Linked DNA regions of Mus musculus: region 2 is linked to region 1. The links are chromatin loops, found by intact Hi-C in ENCODE. Cell type or tissue: gastrocnemius. All regions are shown on one strand. Each heading gives the region's core, and the rest is flanking DNA. Links, peaks and the distances in the headings are about the cores only.

The links. A loop is a pair of places that touch in the nucleus more often than their neighbours do. Peaks named below come from ENCODE experiments on the same cell type or tissue, not always from the same donor. Only the 100,000 strongest peaks of a DNase experiment are listed, where the experiment ranks them.
Region 2: a loop joins it to region 1, with 2.1 times the contacts of the local background. A loop is called at or near these places in 2 of 42 quality-filtered maps.

Annotation. Positions count from the first base shown.
Region 1 is chr7:110,865,677-110,869,556 of GRCm38, forward strand. Mrvi1 (MRV integration site 1) reads right to left here. Exons shown (of 21, transcript NM_194464.3): 21 at 2,581-3,880. Among named protein-coding and RNA genes, the nearest start is that of Lyve1, 4.7 kb to the left of the region's middle. In gastrocnemius, for the core only: no CTCF peak of the experiment used is centred there; no DNase peak of the experiment used is centred there.
Region 2 is chr7:110,918,750-110,922,629 of GRCm38, forward strand. It overlaps Mrvi1 (MRV integration site 1), which reads right to left. Exons shown (of 21, transcript NM_194464.3): 10 at 2,565-2,643. Among named protein-coding and RNA genes, the nearest start is that of Gm16336, 16 kb to the left of the region's middle. In gastrocnemius, for the core only: no CTCF peak of the experiment used is centred there; a DNase peak (open chromatin) is centred at 2,049; H3K27ac peaks cover 1,959 bases.

The sequences.
Region 1 (3,880 bases), core at 665-3,164:
TACATTTTCAGGTCTTAATCCATCACTGAGGGAAATCAGGGCAGGAACTCAAGGGAGGGCCTGAAGCAGAGGCCATAAACTGGGCGGAGGATGATGCCCATATTTGAGTTCAAATTCCAACACTAATAATCCACGTGTCCTGGAGCGTATTTTAAGAGCACTTAAATTCTCCGGGCCTCAATTTTCATTGCCTGGCAAACAATGGAGTTACAGGAACTTAAAAATAACAGTAGTTCTATGGACCTGGATAAGGCTTATTTCTAAGAAATACACAGGTGGACAAATGTATTACTTACTGTATTCTGACTGCTGTAACTAACAACCCCACAACTCAATGGCTTGTTTGAAAAGTCTATGAGGTGTTCCGATGGCTGACAGGAGATGATGGTGGGAATAGTGGGTGGGAATACTGAGGACTCCACAGCACCATTTACTCAGAGAGAGAGAGGGTGCTTCTGCCTGTCTTCTAGTATCTCTAGAGCTCTCTTCCTGGACCAGCAACCAGAACGCTGACAATGGTGCTGAAGAACGCTTTCAAGGCCAAGCCTGGGGTGTGTCACTCCTGTTTACAGTTGAGCAATCAGAACTTAGTCACATGTTCCCATCTAACCTGATCAAGGAGTTTTAATCCAGTTATGTACTCTGAGAGGGAAAAAGGAAAATGAGTTTGTGAACATAGGATGGCCTGTGCTTGAGTGTCCCTACTTAGTCAGCCAATATTAAGCTCACTATTTCTCCCTCTTGCAGAACACAAGGGAGGCCACTCAAGGTCCTAGGCTGCACAGAGTCCATGATCTCTGAGTTATCCTCTATTTTATTTTTCAATTTCTATGATAAGCCACAATCAAAGCAACTTAGAAAAGAAAACATCTAATGGGAGCTTACAGTTTCAGATGGTGAGTCCATGACCATTGTGGCAGGGAGCATGGTGCTGGAGTCATAGCTGAGAGTCTGCATCCTGACCCATAGGCATGAGGCAGAGACAGCTAACTGGAATGCCATGGGTCTTTTGAAACCTCAAAGCTTGCCCCTATTGATATACCTTCTTCAATGAGACCATACCTTCTAATCCTTCCTAAACAGTTCCACCCAACTGGTGACCAAGTATTCAAACAGATAAGCCTATGGAGGCCATTCTCATTCAGACCACTAAGTATAGCTGTGGCAATTTGTAGTCTGGTGACCTATGGATTTAAGAGGTTGTATACCACTCCCTATAGGTATTGGTGAAGCAGGATCTGGATGGTCTCAATGAAATTTCCCACTCATCAAGGGGAAGAATGGAAGTCACAGCAATCGCCACGCTTAAGTGGTCCAGTAATGTCAGAGAAATGGCATAATGAAAATCATTGCTGTGGATGGGATGCAGTTTGCGTGTTATTCAAGAGTCCAATATGGTTAAATGCTGGGTCTCCAGAGCGGTATCATGTTAGGAAGAGAGGTCTAAGTGGGGAGTTTTTCTTGTGCAGTTCTTTTGGGAGTTCTTGTGAAAGGGTTGTTATATACGGAGCAAGCCTAACCTGGTCAACCCCTTCCTCTCTGCTTTTAGCTTTGACACGTGACTGCCAGCTCCAACACCCACTCCCGTCACTACCATTTGCCCTTCACCAGGAATTCCTTGTCAGAACTAAACTGACAATGGTACCATGACCTTGAATCTTCAGCACTGTGAACCAAATGAATCTCTTCTTAAACTGAATGTGGTCATGCACGCCTGTAATCCCATCACTCACAGGGGAGAGGCAGGAGGAGCACGAGCTCAGGGTCAGTCTGGCACAAAGCGAGAACAACATATCTCCAAATAAAACAAATAAACAAGGTCTGGGGGACTGTTGAGGTGATTCCGTAGGTAAAAGCGCTTCTTACTGAGTCTTAAAACTGAGTTCAGTCCCCAGGGCTGAGAGGGCATAAGGAAAGCACTGGCTCTCACAAGAAAAGAACTGGATGCTCTATCTTAGGGCTAACAGTCCCATAAAATGTAACACATTAGCAAGAGTTGTATCTCACAGCCAGAAGCTCTAGGAGCTGGAGAATGGCCATTGTCAAATGGATCCAATCTAGCATCACCTAGGCCCTGGACTCTAAGAGATGAGCCTCTGGCATGCCTTCAGCGGATTATCTAGATTAGGTTCATTGAGGTGAGAAGACCTGCCCACTGTGGATTGTGCCATTGCTTGGGATGGGATCCTGGACTGTAGGAAAAGCAGAAAGTGGGCTAGGACGTTCATCTCTCCCTCTGCTTCCTGACTACAGTTGCAGTGTGACCAGCTGCCTCCAGCTCCAGCTGCCAGGATTCTCCACCGCAAGCTGAACCATTGAACTGTGAGTCAAAATAAACCCTCCCCATCAGGTCGGCTTTGCCAGGGTTGTCCTATTTAATAGGTCGGCTGTTCCTATTTTAGCAACAGGAAAAGTAACAGACATCTCATTTTAAATGTGGAGACACATTTTAGAAATGCTCCATATTCTAGATTTGATCCTGATTGTGTTTTCTGGGAGAAATTCAAGCCTATAGTTCTTTGTGGATCTAATTCAGCATTGGAGAAAGATTAGGGTTTGGCTCCACATAACAAAGAGGCTTTTGACTTCTGCCAACGGTTTGGAAATGTGCATTTATTTTCAAACTCAGCTATGTGACACTCTTAAAGTTCAACACTGCCACACCTACCTGTGTGAGGTTTAACAGTGTTAGGGACTGACAGTCGGTGACAGGTACGTCCAGTGTCTCCCTTGCCATACCCTCTTCCAGGCTGCACAAAGAAACAGCCCACATAACTTCACAGCTAGAACATGAAGGTCCTTTTAGGAAGTGACATCACTGGTGATGCAAACACATCCTTGGCAACCAGACCCTCAGGCTCAAGCAGAAATGCCAGCTTTCAGGGGCATCTTGAGTGGGAAACTTTTATTCCATTTCACAGTTACGTCTGGAAACACAAGGCTGGCTTCCATGTCACTGGCCATGTGTGGGAGCAGCTGTGACTCGCCTTCCTGAACCGGTAGTCCAACAGTGTGCTTTCAGCCATGCCATCCCAAATATGGCTATGCTCTCTGGAGAGGTCCTTGTCCTCAACTGTCTTTACTGCTGGAGCAGCGTGGCTGCTGGTCTGTACCTGAGGACGCCTGCAGGCGTTGGAGGCCAGTGGTGATGCTGAAACAGTTTACTCATGTTCTCCTCAACTCTCTCACCCAGAAAGGGGGTGGGAAATTTGTGGCCAAATGGACAATGGGCTCACTCAGGCTGGATCTTCTTTTGCTGTGGGGATGGGCTGAGACTGGACACCCCCCCACCCCCGCAAAGTCCTGCCCAACAGCTGCTCTCTCTTCATTCCCTGTAAATCCTGGCTTTGTCTCGGACGTGCTTATGTAGTTAAATCTCCTTGAGCTGTATCTAAGGCCCTGGAAGCCTCCAGGTAAGCCCTACCCCTGTCCATGAAATCCCCCTGCCTGGCTCTGAACCTCATTACCTTTAATGGCACATCCTTGGGCTTCTCTTTCTCTTTCTAGCCACTGTAAAGACGTTTCTTCAAAAACAGTATTTTAAAGTGAGGCCTAGTTGGGGTGGTGGTGGGGGGTGCATGTCTCTCTGAAGGGACTGATTGCATGGAGTCAGGTTCTTGGACTTGAAAATGGTGTTGCTATAGTCTTATTTCATTCTTGCTCTCTCCGAGAAAGATAAAAATAAGATGAGACCATGAATCAGTCAGAAAGTCACAGCTTTCTCATGGGAATAGAAATTGTCATGAAGGTGACACTACTGGGCCACCTCAAAATGTCACATGTTCTGGGCTGCTCTCCACCTTGAATGTTTACTTGTTCTTTTAACCAACATCAAATGACTCTCTCCCACAGGTTTGCCATGCTAGGTACCTAGACAAGA
Region 2 (3,880 bases), core at 928-3,427, 53 kb after region 1:
CTGCTCTTGCTCTGTCATTCATTGAAGGATCTGGAGATAGGCTGGCAGCCAGCAAACCATAGCAATCCTCCTGTCTCCACTCCTCACAGCTCTGGTGCTACAGGCATGCATTGTCGCTATGCATATGACCGGCTCTGTATGTGGGTGCTGGGGACTCAAACTTAGATCCTCATGCTTGTAGAGCAAGCCTTCTTACCCCCGAGCCATCTCCCCATCTCTAAGGTGCTTTATTTATTTGTTTGTTTGCTTGCTTTTACTTATCGAGACAAGGTCTAGATACATCACCCTGACTCTCTGTAACTCAGTATGTAGTTAAAGCCTGGCCTCGAACTCACAGAGAGCCTCCTGCCTCTGCCCCCAGAGTGCTGGTATTATAGGCATGTGCCACCATACCCAGCTAGAGATGGTTAATTTTTTAAAAATAATTCAGTCCTTTAAAAAAGGACCTCTGAGCCGGGCGTGGCGGCGCACGCCTTTAATCCCAGCACTCGGGAGGCAGAGGCAGGCAGATTTCTGAGTTCGAGGCCAGCCTGGTCTACAAAGTGAGTTCCAGGACAGCCAGGGCTATAAAGAGAAACCCTGCCTCGAAAAACAAACAAACAGACAGACAGGACCTCTGAAACCTTGTTAACTGAGAAGGTGGTGGTTATTGTATGTCAGCCCAGAACAGTGATTCATAAGATGACAACACCAGCCATAGACAGTGTGGGAGGGGAGTGTGCCCTTCCAGAGGTGCTCTGTGAAGCCTGACGCACACCCGTGCCCACAGGAGAAAGGTGGAAGTTTCAGAAGTTTCAGGACACTGGCTTTGCTCTCACTGCCCTGCCCCCCACAAGCCAACCTCCTCTGGATTAGTTTATCTAAAATTAAATAATGCTAAAACATGTTTCATAACTGCTCCTGGGATGGCAAAGCCATGTGATGGAATCAGCAGTCCTTTGGGCCTCAGTTTCCTTAACAATAAGGTGAGAGCAGAAGTCCCTGCCTCTTAGTTTCCTGGGGGGAGACTAAATCTGAGTTGCCAATGACTTAGAGTCTGCAAAACACTAGAGAGGATTTATTGAGATGACATTAGAAGGAGACGGTAAAATGTTGTATGGCTTTGTTTAAATGAGGGACCTAGAGAAGACATAATCCACAGAAACAGGAAGTGAAATGGGAGTGCAAGGGGCTGGGGGAGGGGCACAGACAGCTGTGCCTCATGGGTGTGGCTGCAATTGAGGGAGATGAAAAGGGTCTGTGGATGGACGGTGGCGATGGCTGCACAATACAGCAAGACTGGACCTAAGGCCACTGCCCCACATGCTGAAAATGATTAAAATGGTAACATTAGTGCCATATATATAGTTACATATAACATTGTACATATCACCACTTAAATTAATAAGTACCAACAAAAGACAAGACATATATGCATATATATATTCATAAATACAAAATAAGGAATGAGGGTGATTTTGGAGCAGATGGACAGACCGGCTCCTTTAAGAGACAGGTGCAATGATTCAACAGAACACGTAGAGACAAGGGAGTGAGTGCCCACAGGCCTGAGGAAGAGGGAAGAACAGAGAGCCTGCCCTTCTAGAAGCATCCCTAAAAGCATGTTCTTTCTTCTCTGGCCATCACGAAGCATTCTGGCTATTGGTTGCTTTTAAGCAGCTATCTCGGTATCTCCCCTGTGCACCATTTGTTCAGTTAAGTATTTACTCAGGGCTTATCAGTGCCAGGCAGCACTGTGAATGTAAGCATATAGCTTACAGTATGTACAGACACACATGTGCACACATGGACATATCCCCAGAGAGAGATACGGGCTCTTGGGGCCCAGTAGCATCTCTGGGGATCTTAACGGCTGGCACCTAGACAGCACTCACTATGCACCGGGTGCTGCTCTAGGCATACTGTAAATAGAGTTTCATTTGTGTACTCGTCTTGATAATGTTCGAGGCAACTATGATAGCCCCGTGTAACAATGTGGGATGTGGGGATCAGGCCCGGTGAGGCCACAGAGCTTGTTCACTCAGTAGCAGAGCCAGGATGGACAGCTGTGGCTCACCCCGGGACATCAGCGAACTCAGAGGAAGGACGCACGAAGGCAGGAACAGGGAGGATCCAGCCTCTGTCTGTATTTTCAGAGAAGTGTGGCAGAGTGTGTGGCCTGGGGGAGAGCAGAAGGCTTGGAGGAAGGGATATGCAGACACCCAGCAGGGCAGGGCTGGATTATGGACTTTGTGATGACAGCAGATTGAAAAGAGAGAGCTCTGGTGTCTTGAAAAGAGGAACTGCTCTATTTGGGTAGCTTCCTGGGTGTAAGGGAAAAGCAATGTCAAAAGTTCAGGCCTGGGGCGCCTTCCAGACCCAATGCCACTAACAGGGATAGGGCGGGGTGGCAGGAAGGAGACAGACTTGAGCGTGCTCTGCCTCAGTGGACTATACAATCTGTTTCCTTCACACATGCACAAAGACTGATGGGAAATCGAGTGTTCACACATAGAACGCCACCGGCCTAACCAGCCCTGGGAGGGCACACAGGTCCCCCCCCAAGCCCCTCCCCCTCCGCCTACCTTTGTCCTGCTCCGCGGCCTCACTCAGTTCAGGGAGCTTGAACCCCACCAGGTTCTGGTTTCTCATCAGGATGTGTTCCTTGGTGAGAGGAAGAAGGAACACAGTTCAGGTGACGACACAGGGCGGTATCCTGAGGTACTAAGAACTTAGGGGACATTAAGGTCCCCTAGATACGAATGCAGCTGTTCTAGAAGTAATTCTTGATGGTCTCACTGCTGGGAGCAGCCTCCTACCCTGCCCTTCTGTGTAAGTGACAGTCCTTCCTCAATGATCTTTGTGGCACCTCCAGACAAATGAAGCCTGAGAGTCACTGCTTGGGGGACTGAGCATGCAGAGCAAGGTTGGGGGTGCTGGAGGACCCAATAAGCTACCCTTGCTCCAAGCCAATCCATGTCAGACTAGGGCCCTCTCGGGATGTCTGGGTGATATCCTGGTTCCTGGTGACATCCAAGGGTTCTCAGTCTCCCAAGTCACTTGAGCGACTGGCCTCTGGGCTAGGGGAAAGAAAAGGGATAACAAAGAGTGCCCAGGCCATGGCAACAGAATTCAGGCCATGCCCTCGATATATACTTGGCAAGCCAGAGGTCCACAGTCCCTCAGCTACCAGCACACTGGGCAGGGTACAGAGCAGGTCTCGGTGCCACACCAGCTGGTAGCATGAACTTCCAGGTTCTCTGCGACTTCCCTTGCCGGGAGAGAGTGAGTGACCTGCAGGGATGTGGAGAGTTCTGAGGGAGTGGCCTACTCTCCCTGCCTCTAAAGTCTATGAAGCTGAATCTCCAGTTGTCTGCCCCCTTTGTCCTCACTTGCCTCCAGGGATATGAGATGTGGACCACTTTAGGTGGCTCTGCCCAGCCTTGTTTTAAGCTACCAGGTACCTTGGGCCTTGTATTGGAGGGTGGGAGTTCTGTGTAAATTGTTCATCTTTCTAAGCCTCCAGCCCAGAACATCACAGAAGACCAAGACTATCATCTATCTATCTATCTATCTATCTATCTATCTATCTATCTATCTATCTATCTATCTATCATCTACCTATCATCTATATATCAAGTTATCCTCTATCTATATATCTATATGTCAATCTATCATCTATCTATCTCTGACTGGCTTCAAATTTCCAATATAGCTGAACATGACTTTGAATTTCTGATCCTCCTGCCTCTACCTCTCTGGTCCTGGAATTACAGTTACCACCACACATTGTTTTATGTGACTCTGGGAACCTAAGGCTTTGTGCATGTTAGTAGAACACTACTGACTGAGCCACTTCCTCTCTGAAGCTCTCTGAACAGCCCAGTGGCCTGTAACAATG